Linked DNA regions of Homo sapiens: region 1 is linked to region 2. The links are chromatin contacts, found by Hi-C or POLR2A ChIA-PET in ENCODE. All regions are on one chromosome and are shown on one strand. The core of a region is the stretch at or near the end of the contact, and the rest is flanking DNA. Distances in the headings are between cores, read along the strand shown. Region 1 holds the start of VASP (vasodilator stimulated phosphoprotein). Region 2 holds the start of MARK4 (microtubule affinity regulating kinase 4).

Region 1 (7,438 bases), core at 2,906-5,405, 260 kb before region 2:
GGAAAGGAGTTCTGCCCATTTCCAGTGTGTTTTCCCGAAGTCTAGAACCCTCCATTGGACATGAGAACACTTTAATTTTCCAGCCAGCCCAGGACCCACTCCTCCCTGCAAGTCCCCACATTTTGGAAAACTCTAGCACATGGCGGATGAAAAGACGGTTCAAGTTGCCTCCTTGTTGTGTGGCTTTGCCTCTCTGAAACTCAGTTTCCAGCCCTGGAAACAATAACTCACTGGGTTCATTGTAAGGATTAAAAGAGATAATGGACAAAAAGCCCTAAACGCAGGAACTGTAACTTGGTACACGCTCCACATGAAGGAGAGAGCTTCCCATCACCAGAGGTAATCAAGCATGGTGAATCCGGTTTTCACAAAACTTGCAGTCTTACCCTTCCCTTCACTGTCCCCTGAACCCAAGACTTAGCCCATACCCTCCTTATACCATAAAACCTATGATACATATACACCACCCTTCCAAACGACAAATCTTCTTTTGTCGGGGATGGGGCTACTCTAGTCCCTTCCTCCTGGTGGGCCTCAGTTTCCCATAAGTGAATAGGAAGATAAATGTTGCAGCTTCGGTTTCATTTGGCTTATCTGAATTATCTTAAGAGTTTTCACAGTGAAAGCACGTTCCTTTTTTTTTTTCTTTTTCTTCATTAAGAACACGGAAAGCATGTTATCTCTATTTTTTTTTTTTTTTTGAGACAGGGTCTCACTTTGTCACCCAGGCTGGAGTGCAGTGGCAAGAATATGACTCATTGCGGCCTCAACCTCCCCAGCTCAAACGATCCTCTCGCCTCAGCCTCCAGAGTAGCTGGAACTACAGGCGCATGCCACCACACCCAGCTAATTTTTGTATATTTTGTAGAGACGGGGTTACACCATATTGCCCAGGCTGTTCTCAAACTCCTGGGCTCAAGCGATCCTTCTGCCTTGGCCTCCCAAAGTGTTAGGATTACAGGCATGAGCCCCGGCGCCTGGCCCTGTTTGAGTTTAATAGGCACCTTGCCTAACTTTCCTGTGCCTCAGTTTCCCCATCTATAAACTGAGTACCGGGGTGGGGAGGCCACAAGGTTGTAATAGTATCATTGTTCGAACTGCCATGAGGGGCCAGGTGTGGTGGCTGACGTCTGTAATAATAACACTTTAGGAGGTCGAGGCGGGTGGATCACCTGAGGTTAAGAGTTCGAGACCAGCCTGGCCATCACGGTGAAACCCTATCTCTACTAAAAATATAAAAATTAGCCGGGCATGGTGGCAGGCACCTGTAGTCCCAGCTACTCGGAAGGTTGAGGAGGAGAATCGCTTGAACCCAGGAGACGGAGGTTGCAGTGAGCCGAGATCATGCCATTTCACAACAGCCTGGGCAACAAGAGCAAAATTTCCGTCTCAAAACAAACAAACAAACCAACAAAAAAACCAGCCAGAATTGCTGTCAGGCACAAAAATGCCCCACATAAAATAGATGCTTGATCAAATGGTCTCTTATTTTTTAAAAATAAAAATAGCTATTATTGGAAGAAGAAAGAAATGGACCCCAGTTCTCCCCAAGTCCCTTCTGCCCTGAGATTCTAGACCTCTGCCTCGCTTCTCTGTCTTCCCAGCACCCCAGCTCCAGTCCCGGACACAGCCAACACTCAACAAATATTTGTCAAACTGGGAGAAAAAGAACTATATCTTGTAATTTTCCATCTTAACATCCTCTCTTCCAACTGCCCCCAGGACTGTCCCCAGCCAAACCAGCCAGAAATCAGAGGATCCTAGGCTCCTCCACCCCTCCAACGTTGCCTAGGAATTTCTGAGGGATCTTGGCCATGTCTTTTTCTCTTTGAGCCTCAGTTTCCCCAGCTGGGTAATAGGGGCATGGGTTTTGAATTCTGGCTGTCCTTGGAGAAGAGGCACAGCCCAGGAAGTCGGGTGTGACCACCTGCAGGGGAGACCCCCTGGAAAGGTGGGAGTGGCCTTTTGGTGGGACAGGCATCTGGTCATTTCTGCACCGCACCCCACCCCAGCACCCCCACAAGACGGGATGCTTGGCCACCACCACAGCAAGAGGTGGGCCTTGTGGGAGGGCCAGGGCTTCCAGGGCTGGTGCTGGTGGTGGTGGTGGTGGTGGGGAGGACAGGGGGCCGGCCCAGACACCGCTCCTGCCCTTTTACGGTTGCAGTGAGTGAGGCAGCACTAACTCGGACATCCGCCATCCGCCTTCCACCGAGCCTGGGACCGGAAACGCGAGGGGGGGTGGAGGGGCGGGGCTGGGGGGCAAGGGGAGAGAAGAGTCCCGGAGGAAGAGGGCGAAGGAAGAGAGCGACGCTCCCTAAACTGACCCCTCTCCAGGGCGGACTTGGAAGGGATGTTGCTATAATGGGGAGCGGATAGGCAGGAAGTCTTGAGGGTATCTGTGGGTGTCCTCCTTGCTCCAAATTTTCCAGCCATGCCTTTCACATCAGAAGGAACAAACGCGGGAGGGGGATTCTCTAGTGGTCATAAAAAGGAATGCCACGCCACTCCGATGTCAAAGGGCAGGGGTTCAGGAAATGCGGGGGATGTGGGCACCACGGGGTTAATCCCCAACCGTCCCCAGGGGCCTCCCTGCTCAGGCTGGGGGCTTTGGGGCAGGAAGTCCCAGAGAGAGTAGAGGAAGGGAGATAGTATTGTCAGGCTCTGGCCCCATGGGAGAGATTATGGGGGGCCAGGGGAGGGAAGAATAGGGGGGATGGTTGGGCCCCCCTGCCCACACTGGCCCCGCCCTCAGGTGAGCCCAGGAGTTCGGGGGAGGCCCCGGCCAGACCAAATCCCTGGGTCCCTTGGGCCGCCACCCCCAGGATTAAATTCCTGGGAAGATAGCTGGAATTATCTGGGAAGCCTGGGTCCCTAGGGAAGAGGGCTATGACCTTGAAGCTTTCCAGCTCCCCCTCCTCCAACCCCAAGGCTCCGGGTGGATAGGGGGACGGTGAGCAAAGGGGGAGGGGCCGTGGTGGGGAAGGCAGCCGGCCTACAGCGCTTGGTGCCCGCCCCCCACACCAGCTGTCTCGACAGGTGAGTCAGGAAGACAAAGGCCCCCTTCCCCCAGCTGCCGCGCCCCCTCCCTCTCCAGGGCCGCGCAGGTGGGGGAGCCGGGCCGCCCTTATGGCCGGAGGCGGGGAGCCGCCCTCTGCTCCGAGCGCCCGCTCGGTCCTAGGCACGGCCAGTTAAGCAGATTGTGTGCGGAGCGACGGGGAAGGGGGGGGTCCCACCAGACTCTGGAGGCTGCGTCCAGGTCCCTGGATCGGTTCACACCAGCCTCCTCCACAGGAAGACCTAAGTGACCCCCAAAATCCAGGGGATTAAGAAGTACCCCCGAAGTTATGGAGCGCGGTCCCACTTGGGGAGACTTTTTCCAGCACCAAGTAAACGGGGGACCTGCACACCCAGGGTCTGAGTCTCAGTCTCTCTTCCAAGTCCCAGGGTATCCCAAATCGGTCCCCCACAATCCTTCCCGGACCTCGAGCTGAAGTCTGGGGGGAGGGGGAGGAGAGTCTGAGCCCTGCCTCAATCCTGGCATCCCTGCGGGGAGTCGCTGCCAACTTTGAGGTCCTCTAAAAAAAGTCTTAACAATTCGGGAGTCCTCCGAGCGCCCCCAAATCTTGAGGGCTCCCAGGAGAACCTCACCGCCACCACCCCCCGAGCTTGGGGAGTCAGTCGTGGAGAAGTGATCGACGGTTCTGGGGCGCGTCCAAGGGGATTCAGCTCAAATCCGAGGCTCCCAAGGATCTGTCCCCAAATTCCAGCCCGGAGCTAGCTGGGGGGGAGGGGGACAAAGGCGGGGCGCGGAGCCCGCCCGGGCGGGGACGGGTCGGGGGGCAGGTCCGGCTCACCTCATGGCTGCTCGGCGGGCGGGCGGCTCGCCCACGGGCTGGCTGCTCCCGGGGCGCCCCTGGCTGGAGGTTCAGGGGTTCGGGGCTGGCTCCGGGCTCGGCTCAGGCTCCCCCAGGGTCCCGCCCCATAGAGTCCGGCTTCCTGGGGAGAATGTGGACCGGGCCGGGGCGGGTCTCCGGGCGCCGCTTCCCTCAGGCGGTCTGATGAGAGGTTCCTGCAGCAGAAAGGGGATGCAGCGTCCGCTCCCCAGCGCGCACCCCTTGCCGGTGGCGGCTACAGTGTTACTCTTACTACTGTACTTCTCTTCGTTACATTTCGTTCCAAAATTCCACTCCCCGCACCCACAATGCCCCGCGCCTTAAAGGGGCCGCGTGCGCCTCCAGGCGAGGGGGTGGAGGGCGCTTAAAAGGGCAACTCTGCACCCTCGGCTTCCGCGATCTCGCTCCTCTCCCCAATGTTGTAGCCCAGGGGTGCACCCTGGGAATCACCCCCACCTGAGGGGCAAGTTGGTGAAGGGGAAGGGGACCTCCCTTGCTTCCTAGTTCGCTCCCACTGTGGGAATTCTGAGGAGGGTCTCGGAAGGGGCGCGATTTCTTTCCCCATCGACTTCTCCATCTCGTACTCCGCTCAATTTTGGGGGTCGAGGAGGACCCTCAAGTTAAGCAAGTGGTCTCAGATTTTCTCCCTGAAATCCCATCTTCGGAACACCGCCCCTCCCCAGCGTTTCTCTTCTGTCAATTTCGGAGAGGTTACTAAGGGGGCGAGACCCCCACCCGCACGGGAGTGGAAGTCGGGGGAGTAGGGCCCAACCCCTCTCACCCCACCCCGCCCGCCCCGGGAAGGTGAGGAGGAAGTGGGCCAAGGGGGCGCGGTCGGTCGCTGACTCACAGCCGCAGGGTCGGGGGTGGGGTGGGGTGGAGGTGGGGACTGGCGAGGAGTGCGGGAGTGGGGGGCCCGGCATTCGCCCGGGGTGGGCAGGAGGCGCCGGCTTCTTTGGTGTGTAAAGCCTCCGGCCCACGCACGCCCCGCTCTGACTCAGTTTCGCCTGCGGAGGACAGCAGGATCATCCCAGCCCTCAGGAGGGCCCGGAGGTGAGGAGACCCTCCCGGGAGCCCCCGCCCCCACACGCCGGCTCCGGGCTGAGCCCAGACACCCTCTGAGGCTTCCGCAGCGTGTCTTGCCGGCCCCGCCCCGAGTGACGTCACTGATTTGGTCGCGCCCCTTGGGTAGAGCGCCACCTGGCCCGGGTGAGGCGCCCGAGCCCTGGGAAATCAGTTAGTTCCACATTTACACACGGGTAAACTGAGGCCTGGAGACAGGGAATGAATCTGGCCTATGGCCCTCTTGCCTGAGCCCCCAGAACCCGGAAAGCCACCAAGGTCTGAGTGTAAAACCAACAATTCTCAGGGCCAGCTGACTATGTGAGAGAATCCACTTTTCCAGCGTATGTCCAAGCCGAGTCCCATGTCCGGATGTTGATGTTGTCCTGACCTCCTTTACCTGGGGAGCACGTCATCCTTCCAGGCCAAGCTTTGACATTAATTCCCCTCCCCTTCTCCACCCCACTCTGGGAGACCTTGAACCCTGTTCCTCGGAGGTTATCATTGTTTCTCAGTGTGTTTCCTCAGGCTGAGTTGTCTGGGAGAATGGGTAGACTAAATTTCTTTTTTTCTTTTTTTTTTTTTGAGATGTAGTCTCTCGCTGTCACCCAGGCTGGAGGGCGCTGGCTCGATCCCCGCTTACTGCAACCTCCCCCTCCTGGGTTCAAGCAATTCTCCTGCCTCACCCTCCTAAAGTAGCTGGGATTACAGGCACGGGCCACCAAGCCCAACTAATTTTTGTATTTTTAGTAGAGATGGGATTTCACCATGTTGGCCAGGCTGGTCTCAAACTTATGACCTCAGGTGATCTGCCTGCCTCAGTCTCCCAAAGTGCTAGGATTACAGGCATGAGCCACTGCACCCAGTTGACTTAATCAATTTCTGGACCTCACTCACCCCAGCCAGGCCCGCCCGGCTCAGCAGCTCAACAAACTTACCTAGTTGAATGAGTTACCAGTTCAGTGTGACCTTGGGTAACTGTGTTCTCCTCTCTGGGTCTCAGCTTTCCCATCTGTGACATAGGAGGGGTGGCATTTCTGGGTGCCACCTACACTACAACAACAGTCAGCAAACATGGTTTTTTGTTTGTTTGTTTGTTGGAGACAGGGTCTTTGTTGCCCATGCCGGAGCGCAGTAGCATAACCAGGGCTCATTCGATCCTCTAACCTCAGCCCACTGAGTAGCTGGGACTGTAGGTCCACACCACCATGCCAGGCTAATTTTTTGTAGAGACAGGGTTTAGCTGTGTTGCCCAGGCTGGTCTCAAACTCCTGGGCTAAAGTGATCAGCCTGGCTCAGCCTCCCAAAGTGCTGGGATTGGAGGTGTGAGTCACCAGGCCCAGCCGGCAAACATTTTCTGTAAAAGTTCAAATAGGAAATATTTTAGATATGCTAGACATAGGGTCTGGTTTACACACTCTTCAGTTTTTCTTTTTTCTTACAAGGCTTAAAAACTGTAAAAAAAACTCTTCTTAGCTTAAGTGCTGTACAAAACAGGTAGCAAGACCCCTGTGTAAGAGAACGCTTGCATATGTACATAACGATCTTTACGGTAGCAGTGATGTGAGAGCAAGAAATTGGAAATAGCTTAAATGTTCATCAAGAGGACAGGGGAGGCTGGGCACAGTGGCTCACGCCTGTAATCCCAGCACTTTGGGAGGCCGAGGCGGGTGGATCACTTGAGGTCAGGAGTTCAAGACCAGCCTGGCCAACATGGTGAAACCCCGTTTCTACCAAAAACAAAAAATTAACCAGGCATGGTGGCACACACCTGTAATCCCAGCTACTTGGGTGGCTGAGGGGCTGAGGTGGGAGGATCACTTGAACCCCGGAGGCGGAGGTTGCAGTGAGCCAAGATCGTGACACTACACTCCAGCCTGGGAGACAGAGCAAGACTCCTCAAAAAAAATTAAACAAAACAAAACAAAAAAAAGATGAGGGCAGGGAATAGTGAAACCCTTGGACATCCTTTTCTGAAGCACGGAGTGAGCAGCAACTTAAGGAGGTGTGGACTGGGCAAGGTGTGTCATGCCTGTAATCCCAGTGCTTTGGTGCTTTGAGAAGCCAAGGCAGGAGGATCACTTGAGGTCAGGGAGTTTGAGACCAGCCTGGACAACATAGTGAGGCCCCATTTCTCTCTTTTTTTTTTTTTTTTTTTTGAGACAGAGTTTCATTCTTGTTTCCCAGGCTAGAGTTCAATGGCGCAATCTCGGCTCACTGCAACCTCCACCTCCTGGGTTCAAGCGATTCTCCTGCCTCAGCCTCCCAAGTAGCTGGGATTACAGGCATGCACCACCAAGCCCAGCTAATTTTTGCATTTTTTAGTAGAGATGGGGTTTCTCCATGTTGGTCAGGCTGGTCTCGAACTCCTGACCTCAGAAGATCTGCCCACCTGGGCCTCCCAAAGTGGTGGGATTACACGTGTGAGCCACTGCGCCTGGCCGAGACCCCATCTCTAAAAAAAAAAAAAAAATTAACTG
Region 2 (6,399 bases), core at 3,607-6,106:
ACCTGGTTGAATCCCTGTTATCCTCCTTCCATGGGAAACACTGTTGCTTCTGCCACCCCCTGAAACACCCAGGGCTTGAGAAGCGCCCTGACTTGCTGTCTCCCACACCATGGCTTCTCTCCTCCTGATGTTCTGTTCCTACTGTCCTGTCCCTCCCTGGCCTCTCTCCCCCGCAGGTCACCTGCCTGCTCTGAGCTGCCCTGGCCTGATTGGAAGCCCCAGGGACTGTCTCCCTTTCAGGGCTGGGGCTCAGGGTGCCTGAGGCCTCCCGCCAAGGCAGTTCTGCCTGTGCCCTTCCGGCTGGGAGTGGGAAGCAGGAGGACAACAGGAGGGGAGGAAGAAAGGCCAAGAGGCTGATGGGCTGGGGGCCCAAGTCTCTGAGAAAGACACTGCCGGGCCACTTGATAGCAACGACAACTAACGTTTAATTAATGCTGGTCATTGATGCAATATGAGGCCATTACCACACTATTATCTCCATTTTACAGGTGGGGAAAGTGAGACCCGGACCCACGATCTGAACCCAAACAGTTTCCACCAGTATTTTTTTTTTTTTTTTTTTTTTTTGGCAGAGTTTCACTCTTGTTGCCCAGGCTGGAGTGCAATGGCACGATCTCAACTCACTGCAACCTCCACCTCCTGGGTTCAAGCAATTCTCCTGCCTCAGCCTCCCGAGTGGCTGGGATTACAGACGCCCGCCACCACAACCGTCTAATTTTTGTATTTTTAGTAAAGAGGGGGTTTCACCATGTTGGCCAGGCTGGTCTTGAACTCCTGACCTCAGGTGATCTGCCCACCTCGGCCTCCCAAAGTGCTGGGATTACAGGCATGAGCCACCGTGCCCGATAGTTTCCACCAGACTTGATGCTCTTCTCTGTCACAATACCACACTGCCTCTCACACCTGAACCTTTTTTTTTTTTTTGAGACAGGGCCTTGCTCTGTTACCCAGGCTGAAGTGCAGTGGTGTAATCAAGGCTCACTGGAGCCTCAACTGCCTGGGTTCAAGCAAATCCTCCCATCTCAGGCTCCTGAGTAGCTGGGACCACAGGAGTGCACCACCACACACAGCTGATTTTTAAATTTTTTTGTAGAGATGGAGTCTTGCTATGTTGTCCGGGCTAGTCTTCAGCTCCCAGGCTCAAGCCATCCTCCTGCCTGGGTCTCCCAAAGTTCTGGGATTATAGGTGTGAGCTACCACGCTGGGTCATGAACCATTTCTACAAAGCAGCTCATGCTATGGACCAAGTCCTGTGTAAACAGGTAACTCGCCTACACTTAATTCCTGCAGTAGCCCAGGGAATGACTCCATGTTCCAGCAGAGAAACTGAGCCTTGGAGAGGGAAGGTGCCATGTGAAGGTCACACAGTCCATTCACAGGGGCAGAAAGACAACCTCCCCACAGCTGGGCAGTTCCAACCACCACGGCCAGGGCTCTAACCACGCGTCCGCCACTGCCTGCCGTGCCCTCACCCTGGCCTCCAATGTGGGTCCAATTATGATCTGCAGTCTTCAGACGGGGACACCCAGGCTCAGGCAGGGGGAGTCCCTCCCCCAAGGTCACAGGGCAGATGGAGCAGAGTGCTGGGATGCGAACCCCGGCCTGCTGATTCCTCCTGAGTGCTGAGCCAGGCTTCCCCACAGGCCCAGGCTTCTTCCCAGGAGAGACCAGGGAGGCAGGTGGAGATCCTGGAGATAAGGCCTCCGATCCCCACCAAGATAAGGACCTGGAGAAGAAGCCCTGTCAGGTGGCGCCAGGGCAGCCAGCTGGAGGTGGGATGGCACCACGCTGAAGGCAGCATGGCTGAGGGACCCCTGCGAGGGGCAGCTGGGGCAGTGGGTGACAAAGCCCCTGGGGGCCGGGGGTGGGAGCTAAAATTGGCCTGCACCACCAGCTGGCCTGGCTCCCTCCCGCCCGGCTGGCGCCCCAACACCCGGGACTGTTGCTAGGGAACCTGGGGAGGCTGGCCCCCTGGTGGGGGGCCCTGGAACTTGGGGTGGGGGAGCATGACCCCACGTGGCTGTAGCCATGGTAACCAGGTAACAGGAGAGGGGGCTGCAACCTCCCATTCCAGAGGCAGGCAAGTGACTCCCCACCAGGACTGACAGGCAGGTCTTAGTGACAAGAGTTGGAGGAGAGAAAAGGGGATTAGCCATCCTCAAATCCGCACCATGCACGCATCTTAACAACCCAGGGAACAGCAAGTCTTCATTAGGCGTTCCACTTAACAGACAAGGAAACCAAGGCTCAGAGAGGTAAGGTTACTTGCCCGAGGTCACACAGCTAGGGAGGGACAGAAACAGGATGTGAACCCAAGTTTATCTGAACAATTAAAGTAGTGCTAATAACCACAACAGCCACGACACATGCCAGGCCCTGTGCACCTTAGTCACATCACGTCGCTGGCTCCTGCAAACATCCCTAACAGTGGGGGGCCATCATCAACCCGATTTAGAGATAAGGAAACTGAGGCTGCAAGCTGGGAGTGAATCTGCAGGCTCACTCAACAACCAATAACAGCCCTGAGCTGAGAATCCACGGGCTGTCTGACTCATACCCACAGCCACAATAGCAGCTGGCATTTGTGGAGTGCTTCCTAGGTGCCAGCCTTCGCCTGAATCGAGTAAGCCTTGGAGGCACTCAAGCGGTCACCCCTATTTTCCAGGGCAGGAAACTGAGGCTCAGAAAGGGAGAACTGGTTGTCTGAGGACACAAGGCAAACCAGCTGGCCATGTCAGCATTGGAACCCAGGACTGTGGAGCCCCTGGCACCTCACTGTAGATTGTAGTGACCAAGGAACAGAGGTGGTAGGCATTTCATTAGACTCCAAATTGGAGTTCTGGCCCATAGTGATGATGCGGGGTGGTCTCTGTGAGGGAGGGATCTGCAAGATGAGGAAGGGACAGATATAAATCTCTCTGATGGTGTGTGTGTGTGGGGGGGTCTGTCGGAGGTGAGGGAAACAGGGGGAAGGGGAACAGGGACCTGGCAGAAGGATTTGGAGAAAGCCACAAAGATCCCAGGTGGGGAGAAGTCTAGGATTGGGTGGTGGGCAGGTCTTTGGAAGTGATCAGTGATCAGAGACACAGGAGATGGGGAGGGGCCTCTCTGGGAAGCAGTGTAGGGGCAGGGGGCGCCTGGGAATGGTGGAAAGTGACAAAGCCATGGGGGCAGTGGAAGTCAGAGGCCAGGAATCCCTGGGTCTTGGGGAAGCTCCTAGGAATCAGAGAAGGGGGCTTCTAGGAGAAGTCCTTGAAACCAGAGAAGGGTCTGGGGGGCCTGGAAGTATGGGGTAGGAACTTCTTGGGCAAGGAGCAGCCCAGATGAATAAAGGCTGAGCCCTGGGGAAGGTCAAGGGGTCTAGAAATTTGGGGAGAAAGCTTCCAGCAGATTGACCCAAGGGAAAAGGGCTTGAAACCAGGGCAAGACGAGAGGCTTCAGGTCCAGGAGTTTTCTGGAAGAAGGATCTGGGGCCAGGCCCTGTAGCTGAGGAAGGCCTCTGAAGCTGAGGAGGGGGCTTCCTTGGAAGGCCAGACTCCCAGCAAGGAAGGGGGAGGCCCTGGGGCAGGAGAAAGGACGGTGGTTTGTGGGGAAGGGGTCTGAGTTTGGCCTAGCAGGGGGTCCAGAGGTTGGGGGTTGGGGAAGGGGCTGCCTGAAGCTGAGAAGTTGATAGAGGGCGGATGAGGCCTGGAGTCAGACTGGTCCAGGGCCTAGAAATACCAGCCTGGGTGAGGTGAGGGCCTAGAAGTTGGAGGCCAAGGCTTCCTGGGAGAGGAAGAGACCAGAAAGGGTCCAGGTGGCATCTGGGGGCCCCGGGGTGCTGGGATCTAGGGACAGGGCTGCTTGGAAGATGGGGACCAGGCCTGGGACGGGAGAGACCTTGAAGAAGCCAGAAAAGGGCCGGGGCCCAGGAGAGGTGGAAACCAGCTTCCTGCCAGGGGCTGCCCACAGGCGCCCTGGGTGCGTCCTGGAGGGGCAGAGGGCTGGGAATAAGAGGAGGGGGGCTCCTGGGGAGCCGGCACCCAGCCCCAGACAGGGAAGGCCGGAGCCAGAGGCAGGACTGGGCCAGGCCCTGCTGAGAGTGCCAGGGCCGGGCCTTGGGGGGTCAGGGGCCCTGCAAATCCGGGAGGGGGCGAGGTGTCGGACGCGGACGGCCTGGAGGGGAAACGGCTTAGCACAGGCAAGAGAAGGGAGGGGCTCCTGGAAGCAGGGGAAGGGGCTTCCTGGAGGGAACAGACCCGAGCGGAAGCGGTCTGCACGGGGACAAGAGAGGGGTCCCGAGAGAGGGGCGCCCCCAGGGGTCGGGCTGGGCTGGAAAAGGTGGGGAGGGTGGAGAGGCCTGGAAGTCCGGGAGGGGTCGAGAGGTGACGAGCCGGGTCGGGCCCAGGAAACGAGGGTAGGGGCTCGCGGGGCGAGGGGTACAACGGGGAGAAGGGTTTGGCGGCTGGACCCAGCCAGGGCTCCCCAAGGGGCCGGGCCCCACTCACCGTGTCCGAGTTCCGATCGTTGCCCGGGGCCAGCACCGTCCGCGAAGACATCTTCTCCGGGTCCCGGGGGGCAGGGGCGGCCGGGTGGGGGGGGCGGGGGTCCCAGGGTCCCCTCTCTTCCCCTCCCCCCCCGCCGGCCTGGGGACGCGAGCTCAAAAGCTGGGCGCCGAGAACGCCCGGGTCCGCGCGGCGGGAGAGGGGGCAGGGCGGGGGAGGGGAAGGGACGCCGAGGGTCCTAGTGGCCCCGTGCAGCGGGGACCCCGGGCGCCATGGGGGCGGCGGGCAGGCGGGCGGGCGGGGGCCGCGGAGGGGGCGCGGAGCCGGCCCAAGCGGCGGCGGAGGGAGGCGGTGGAGGGGCTGGGGAGGGAGGAAGGGACGTCAGGGGGAGGGGCGGGCAGGGCGGGGCGCCGGGACCCCGCCCCCCGCCGCCGGCCCTTAAAGGCGCAGGCCCGGGCTGGTCGGGGCGCCGGGGGCTCCGGGGGCTCCGGGGGCGGAGGCGGGTCTGGGCACGCCGGCGGGGAGCGTGTTCTCGCCCGAGACGAGAGGCGCACTGGAGAGGAGAGAAGGGGAGAGAGAGGCCGGGGCAGAGCGCCAGAGACGCAGAGAGAGAGATCGAGAGACGTAGAGATAGAGAGACACGAAGAGAGAGAGACGAGTTACAAAAGGGTGGAGAGGCGCAAGGAGATGAAGGAAGAGCCAGATGACAGAGAGAGAGAGACGCAGGGAGACAGAGACAGAGAGACCCAGAGACGCAGAGGGACAAAGACTGAGAGAGACCCCACACACACACAGGGAGAGACAAAGAGATACAGAGACGCAGAGATCTGTGAAGAGATAGAGATAAAGGGACTGAGCCAGAGAAGACCCCAGAGGCGCTGCCCACATTGTCCCTCCCCCTGGCCCATTCTCTCCCCAGTTGGCGGGGGGGAGCGGGGGAAGCTCTCCCCTCGGAGGCCTAAGGGTGGGGTGGGTGAAGGGGATGGTGTGCGGGGCTTGGCCACTGCTGAGGGCTCAGTGACCTCCCTAGTCAGGCTGCCTCCACTCAGCCACATAGATCCAGACCCGCAGGTTGGGGCTGCAGCATCCACTCCTTTGCACCCCAGCTGGGGTGTGGGGACCCTCTCTGTCCACCTGTATGACCCGGGGCAAGCACTTGCCCTTTCTGGGCTTCACTTTCCCAGTTTGTAAAGTGAAAGGAAGAATCCGTGTGTTGCTCACTGGCAGGTGCGAAGGAACCCTGTGCAGGTATTCGCCTGCAGGGCACAGCCACTCCCCATGCGGGCAGGCTGAGACCAGAGAGGACAAGAGCCTCTCGGAGGCCACACAGCGCTGTGGGGACCATCCATGCTCTGTGGACCAGGGTGGGATGAAAGAAAGACAGGCATTACATAGTCTTGGCCTGGGAGTCACATGGTTTTGGGAAGGGGTCTGTGCCCTGCCTTCTTCTATCTGAGGCTTATTTTCCTGAGCCTCAGTTTCCCCTTCTAAAACAGCAGTGTGCTGGATCTGGCTGGAGCGAGCTGATTGTTATGTCTCAGGAATTTTGGAACTGGTTGTTAAACACAGCCATTATTAAAAATTAAATTATGCAAACATACAATTAAATTACATTAAAGGTACAAGTAATACATACTCATCACGTCCTAGTTATCTTACTACATTTGCCATTATCTGTGATCTTGAGGTTACCTACGTCTATTGTAGCTGCACAGTAAAATTACTATATAATGGGGGGCAAAAATGCCATGTGATATCACCTTGGTAGCTTGAAATTAGCCATGGTGGGAATATTTACACCATGGAAATTGGCAAATGCTACAAATTAAGGCTCCACACCCCCACCTGCAGAGAGCTGGGGGTGTTTTGTTTTGCTTTGCTTTGTTTTGTTTTTGAGACAGGGTCTCACTGCATT

What was found. A loop is a pair of places that touch in the nucleus more often than their neighbours do. ChIA-PET counts read pairs that join two places held with the same protein, here RNA polymerase II (POLR2A). Pooled maps may share reads with other maps.
Region 1: a loop to region 2 is called in a map of ascending aorta, with 2.5 times the contacts of the local background. The contact joins the promoter of VASP here to the promoter of MARK4 in region 2. A Hi-C loop is called at or near these places in 1 of 168 maps with a recorded cell type or tissue (ascending aorta) and 5 of 50 pooled maps. POLR2A ChIA-PET finds 5 or more read pairs at or near these places in 1 of 52 experiments (GM12878).

The regions. Positions count from the first base shown.
Region 1 is chr19:45,504,196-45,511,633 of GRCh38, reverse strand. VASP (vasodilator stimulated phosphoprotein) reads right to left here and starts at 4,155. Exons shown (of 13, transcript NM_003370.4): 1 at 3,858-4,155. The coding sequence starts at 3,862. LOC107985314 (a long non-coding RNA gene) reads left to right here and starts at 4,260. Exons shown (of 2, transcript XR_007067269.1): 1 at 4,260-4,949. RefSeq lists silencers at 2,091-2,220, 3,031-3,230, 3,825-4,004, 4,685-4,814, 4,845-5,094 and enhancers at 4,155-4,424, 3,706-4,490.
Region 2 is chr19:45,249,728-45,256,126 of GRCh38, reverse strand. MARK4 (microtubule affinity regulating kinase 4) reads right to left here and starts at 4,856. Exons shown (of 17, transcript NM_001199867.2): 1 at 4,488-4,856. The coding sequence starts at 4,538. RefSeq lists an enhancer at 3,392-3,948 and silencers at 4,422-4,571, 4,802-5,181.